Regions from separate parts of the Homo sapiens genome. Here region 2 is linked to region 1. Evidence: read pairs that join two places in POLR2A ChIA-PET (ENCODE). Cell type or tissue: PC-9. All regions are shown on one strand. Each heading gives the region's core, and the rest is flanking DNA. Links, peaks and the distances in the headings are about the cores only. Region 1 has its middle 46 kb from the start of THBS1. Region 2 overlaps THBS1 (thrombospondin 1).

The links. ChIA-PET counts read pairs that join two places held together with the same protein. Peaks named below come from ENCODE experiments on the same cell type or tissue, not always from the same donor. Only the 100,000 strongest peaks of a DNase experiment are listed, where the experiment ranks them.
Region 2: POLR2A ChIA-PET joins it to region 1 with 5 read pairs; 4 of 35 experiments call an interaction of 5 or more read pairs at or near these places.

What each region holds. Positions count from the first base shown.
Region 1 is chr15:39,533,482-39,536,401 of GRCh38, forward strand. No RefSeq gene overlaps it. Among named protein-coding and RNA genes, the nearest start is that of THBS1, 46 kb to the right of the region's middle. In PC-9, for the core only: no CTCF peak of the experiment used is centred there; no DNase peak of the experiment used is centred there.
Region 2 is chr15:39,597,904-39,600,823 of GRCh38, forward strand. It overlaps THBS1 (thrombospondin 1), which reads left to right. Exons shown (of 22, transcript NM_003246.4): 22 at 1-1,563. It overlaps FSIP1 (fibrous sheath interacting protein 1), which reads right to left. Exons shown (of 12, transcript NM_152597.5): 12 at 2,128-2,920. Among named protein-coding and RNA genes, the nearest start is that of THBS1-IT1, 13 kb to the left of the region's middle. In PC-9, for the core only: no CTCF peak of the experiment used is centred there; no DNase peak of the experiment used is centred there; H3K27ac peaks cover 428 bases.

The sequences.
Region 1 (2,920 bases), core at 318-2,817:
ACAGGGTCCCTCTCATTTCTCAAAGAATAGGCTGCCTGACTAGGGTCTTCCCAGATTTTTGGACCCAAGTAGGCTTCATCTTTTATATGGAAAATTGGCTTATATTACAATCTGAGTAGTTTTATTTATTTATTGTAAAGAAAATTTGCCCCAAAGTGGGTATCTGAAGGAAATGAAAGAAATAGGAGATCTGTCCCCCAGTAATCTTTTTTAAAAGTACAGGTTCTCATCCACCAGGTACACCTGGGAGGAAGAAGGGGGGCAATGCCTCAGAGTGGTTGTATGACCTTCAGTGAGTCATCTCCCAGATCTGAGCCTTAGCTTCCCAATATGTAAAATAAGGGGACTCAGTTTCAATGATCTGTAAGGGGCACCTTCCTATTTAAGTGGTGTATGGTCCTACCTAAAGGCTGAGGCTTCAATTTGAAACACTTGGCAATAACTGTTACAATCCCAAAATCTGGTGACATAGTTCCTCCTGATTGGAACTTTGTCCGTATGTCCATCAACTAAGGAATGTGTAGAAAATTCCTGAGAGGATGTTAGGGGAGATAATACAGGCAGAACAGGGTATCATCAGCCCTGACTGGAGGTTGCTGATGCTCTTGTTTTGTTCCACTTCATGGAGCAGCAAAGACTAATGAATCTTTTGAGCCCATACCAATCAGGCTTTCACCACCACCCCTCCACCAAAATATGTCCTTTCCAAGGTCACCAACAACTTCACATTGTTAAAATAGTGGCAGAGCTTGCCCTTAGCTGACTACACCTCTCAGCAACATTCCTCAGGGTTGACCCCTCCTGCATCCTTGAAATACTGTCTTCCTCTGGCTTTCAGGACACCCCACATGCCTGATTGTCCACCTACTTCTCTCACCGCTCCTTCCTGGTCTTCTTTGTCTGTTTCTTCCCATCTCCCCAAATACTTAGTGTTACAGTGCCCCTGGTCTTTCAACCTCTTCTCTTTTCTCTCTTTATCTACTCCCCCTGGTGATTTCACCCATCTCATGGCTTTAAAACCACTAATGATTTCCATCATTACATCTCCAGCCCTGACCTCTCCCTGCTACAGGATGTCAAGTGAGCCTCAAATGACCAGAGATGTTTGAGATAAAGGAGCTTGTATTCCCAGTGCAAGACAGGGAAAAACCACCTTGAGGCTAGCCAGTTTTTAAAGCTTCCTTTGTAGAGGAGAATGAGTACTTACTGCTTACAAGACAAGCAGCATGTTTTTCAAAAGTCAAAAGAAAGCTTGTGAGGAACAAGGTAATACTCTCTAGATAGCTGGCCTTGTCTTATGCACATTCATTAATTCATTTTGTGCACAGAAATAACATGTCCATGAACCTGGGGGAACCACTCTTTTGAGAGACCTTGATCTTGGAGTTCCTCTGACTCAATATTAGGAGCAAGATAGAGTAAGACACCTATTTTTTTATGTTTGCCATTACATAAGAATGAATGAAACAAAGGCATAGTTCTGCATTGGTTAATAAAACAAAAAGCCCGCTAAAAGGCAATGTTATATATTCGGCAATCACATTTTGAAGACCAACTATATTCAAGACTCATGGCAGGTTCTGCATGCCACTGATGCATCTGCATGACCTTTCCAAGGCTATTTGTCACAGCAGCCCCGAAATCGTGGCCTCTAAGGGCCTAAGTGTTCTGGAGTAAATAGGCCAGGCCAGCACCTCTGAGAAATAGGGGCTCACCCCATCCTGAGCCACCTTCCCAGTCTCTGAGCAACCTCAGCATCAGTGGCCCTCTGACCGCATCAGCCTGTGGGTCCCTACTTGTCTGAACACATACAATTTTCTTTCTTTTAATTGGCAAGCTTTGAAAAACAAGTACATGAGTGAACACAGAGCAAAGAGTTTAGTCTGGGAGCTATTTCTCGTAAGTCTCTTTTGAGAAAGAGTTTCTAGCCCTTCCCCACTTTCATGAGATTAGAGAGATAAGAACAGGAACATGGAGGGAGGGGTCCACACTCTGGAAAACACTTTTGGATCTGATAACCACCCTAATGAAGCCCCAAAGCTATCGCCTTTGGATGGGTTTCTCAAACATGGAATTCTACCAGGATTTCTGTCAACAGGCCTCCTAATCCCCTCTCGCCTGCCAAGCCACATGCTACACAAAGGTGAAGAACAAGAAAGGCATTGAGACACGTGTTCTATCCAGCCAGGGGATGCACAATGTCTGCCCACGCAGGCTGCGTTATTATCAGCAGGAACTGACAGAGGGGTCTGTTCTCCCCTCTCCAGGCAGTGGAGGGGACGCTTCCCACCTCTGACCTGTGGCTGAGCCCAGCCCGAGCAGAAATCCCAGAAGAGGTCCCGGCCTTGCTCGCATCCTGCTTCCTGTGCTAAGACCTGGTCGGAATGAAAGATAGTAAAAGTTCTTTCACATTGGGAAGGCCTTTACAAAGCTTGCCTTTACTATTTTATAATCTCTACATTTTATTGTCCTTTTAAAATCACAAAAGCAAGCAGAAACATGAGGAGGCTGCTTTATTTGCTCTCCCATTCAACAACTGGGCTGCTGAGTTACCAGTTCCCCCTACTACTTGATTTGGAAATGGACACTAGAAATTTTTCCCACTTGTGACTGAAGCTGCAGAAACTTCAACCTGTTTTCAGTTACCCTGTTGTACCTAATAAGAGTCCATCCTCTTTTCAGTGGAAAGAAAGCCATGGACGAGGCATTGCAGGTCTAGTGTGGCTCTCAGACTCTCTGGGAGCAGCTGACGCACATTTAAGAACAGGGAGTCCCTGAAGGGTGGCTGAGGACAGATCACGAGACCAGAGGTGAGAGGCGCCCGACAGGGTTGGAGCCCTACTTTTGGGTGTGAGCAGTGGGGTCTGATGCACCACGGTGAAGGCATTCAGCAGCCAGGTCCTGAGTAGCAGAAACACAG
Region 2 (2,920 bases), core at 1-2,500, 64 kb after region 1:
GACACTTCGGAAGTAAATGTGGATGAGGGAGGAGCTGTCCTTGCAATGTTGAGCCAAGCATTACAGATACCTCCTCTTGAAGAAGGAATAATAAGTTTAATCAAAAAAGAAGACTAAAAAATGTAAAATTTGGAAGGAATCCATAAATGCGTGTGTGTCTAAATACAAATTATCATGTGAAGAAAAGGCCCAAGTGTACCAATAAGCAGACCTTGATTTTTGGATGGGCTAATTATGAATGTGGAATACTGACCAGTTAATTTCCAGTTTTAATGAAAACAGATCAAAGAAGAAATTTTATGAGTAGGTTAAAGGTCTGGCTTTGAGGTCTATTAAACACTAGAAAGGACTGGCTGGGTGAGATAAAATCTTCCTTGTTGATTTTCACTCTCATTCTATAAATACTCATCTTTCTGAGTAGCCATGATCACATACAAATGTAAATTGCCAAATCATTTTATAGTACCAAGGTGAAGAAGCAGGAACTAGAAAGTGTTGATAATAGCTGTGGAGTTAGGAAAACTGATGTGAAGGAAATAATTCTTTGAAATGGCAAAGAATTAAATACCATCATTCATTATCAGAAGAGTTCAACGTTTGAAGTGCTGGGAGATAATTCTAATTCATTCTTGGATAGTGAAGCAAAACTGATTGAAAATACCAAGATAAGACAGAAAAAGTGACTGGAAAGAGGAGCTTTTCTTCCAGGCATGTTCCAGTTTCACCCTAAGACTGACCTTCAAATAATCAGGTTGTACTGAAATAAAGGACTTGTTAAAAATTAAAATTATGTCATCGAGATGATAGCTTTTTTCCTCCTCCAACAGTTTATTGTCATGTGTTGTGGGAGAGCTCGAGTGAAGAGCAATAAACTCCAGGTCTTATAAGAATGTACATACAATAAAGGTGGTGCCAGCAGTTTTTTTTTTTCTAAAGAGTCACATGTAGAAAAGCCTCCAGTATTAAGCTCCTGAATTCATTCCTTAAATAAATTGGCTCTCTCTCTCTTCTATAATTTCTTTTTCTTTTTATTTTTGAGATGAAGTCTTGCTCTGTCGCCCAGGCTGGAGTGCAGTGACACAATCTCGGCTCACTGCAACCTCTGCCTCCCCGGTTCAAGCAATTCTCCCTCCTGCCTCAGCCTCCCAAGTAGCTGGGACTACAAGCGCCCGCCACCAAGCCTGGCTAATTCTGTATTTTTAGTAAAGACGGGGTTTCACCTTGTTCCGGACAAACACTAAGCCCTAAAGGGAAATCCAAAATAAAAACATCTATTTTTAATAACACTTTCTATCTAAATCAGGGTGACTTTTTAAAAAAAATCCGGAAGCTTTTTGTTGAATTACGTTACAGACTTAGTTACCAGTCCTTGTTAGAGTTACCTTCAGTTGACATGCTGTGAATGGTCCCACCTCTTTTATGGCAGAATTCATTACTTAAAATAACTCTATTTTCTTCCCCCTTACCTAAATAACAGAAAGGCTCACTATGTCCCAAATATCATTGGCAGAAGCAAACTATAAAGTCATAAGCCCTTTGCAGTGCAAGTCTAGAAATAATTTTACTCTGTGTTTCTTTCTGTCTCCCTCTTCCCTCCCCTTTTTCCTTCCTACCCTCCCCTCCCCTCCCTCCTCCTTCTTTCTCTCTCTCTCTCTCTCTCTCATACATACAAACATCAAATACCAGAAAAGCATAGATTTAGAAAGCTGAACTCCTCTGAAACGCTGACGGACAACACTGGCCCCTCTCTGCCCCACAACAAATTCTCACCCATATCACCTTTGCCCTCTGATTCTTCCCACCCAAACCCTAAAACACAGAGTGTGCCTCATGGCATTCCTATGAGAATCTAAAATCACAACTTTTAACTTATACTTCCATCCCACAGCAAAACTCTTGGCATCAAGATAAATTATACGTAGCACATTGACATCAGCATGAACAATTGCTATTTTAAATGAACAAATAGTAAACTGAAATAGTGTCTGGAAAAAGAAACTGCCTATCAATACCTCTGAAAATAGTAGCTATAGAATTCCTCATTTTAAAAAGTCAAGGAAATTCCATATAAACAATCATTAATGTTATTCAGTATCAGTGGATGAACATGTGCCAGCAAAAACAATGTTATGTATACATCACTCAAATTTTATTAAAGGCAGCACAATAGCCCGCTCATTTTTTGATTCAGAAATAAACTGGACTTCCAATTCTAATGCCAACTCATCTTATGGAATGTCAACACAAAATTTTCTCATGAATCTAAGTTACTGACTTGTAACTAAACCATCTCTCTTCAAATAGTACCGCAGACTGTCTTTTAAAGTAGCTCATCTTTATTTGATGCAATCTAAAAGGCCCAAACTCTGAAAGAAAATAAGAAACTATTGTTAACTATTATTAACAAAGTAATATATCAAATAATTCACTCAAACTCCTACTTAAGAAACGTGTCATCACCAATAAGATAGTAAAGGCTCTTCTAATATTGCTTTGTTGAGACAATTCATTTCATCTTATGGCAGGTTGTACCAGTTTCACAGACATGAGACAAGTGGGAAGAAGGAAAAGCAGGGCCACAGCAAAAATTCCCAGTGACCACCATGATCTGTCTGAATCACAGTAGAGGTGAAACATACAAAATTGAATACAGGACAATCACAGCACTTCAACGAGTTTTACCCTAACACGTATACATTAAAATGTTGGTTTTTATAATGAATCCTAATACTGTAAGATTAGCAATAAATTTATAAACAATGGTCCCAGAAATTTTAATGAGCAAAAACCACTGAACAATTACACCCCAAGTCTCAAAAATATCAAGGAAATATAATCCACAAAGAGCGACTCCAAATGTCAAAATCAATAAAGAATAGTCTCTGCAGTGCATTCATTGAATTCAAATAATTCAATAAGA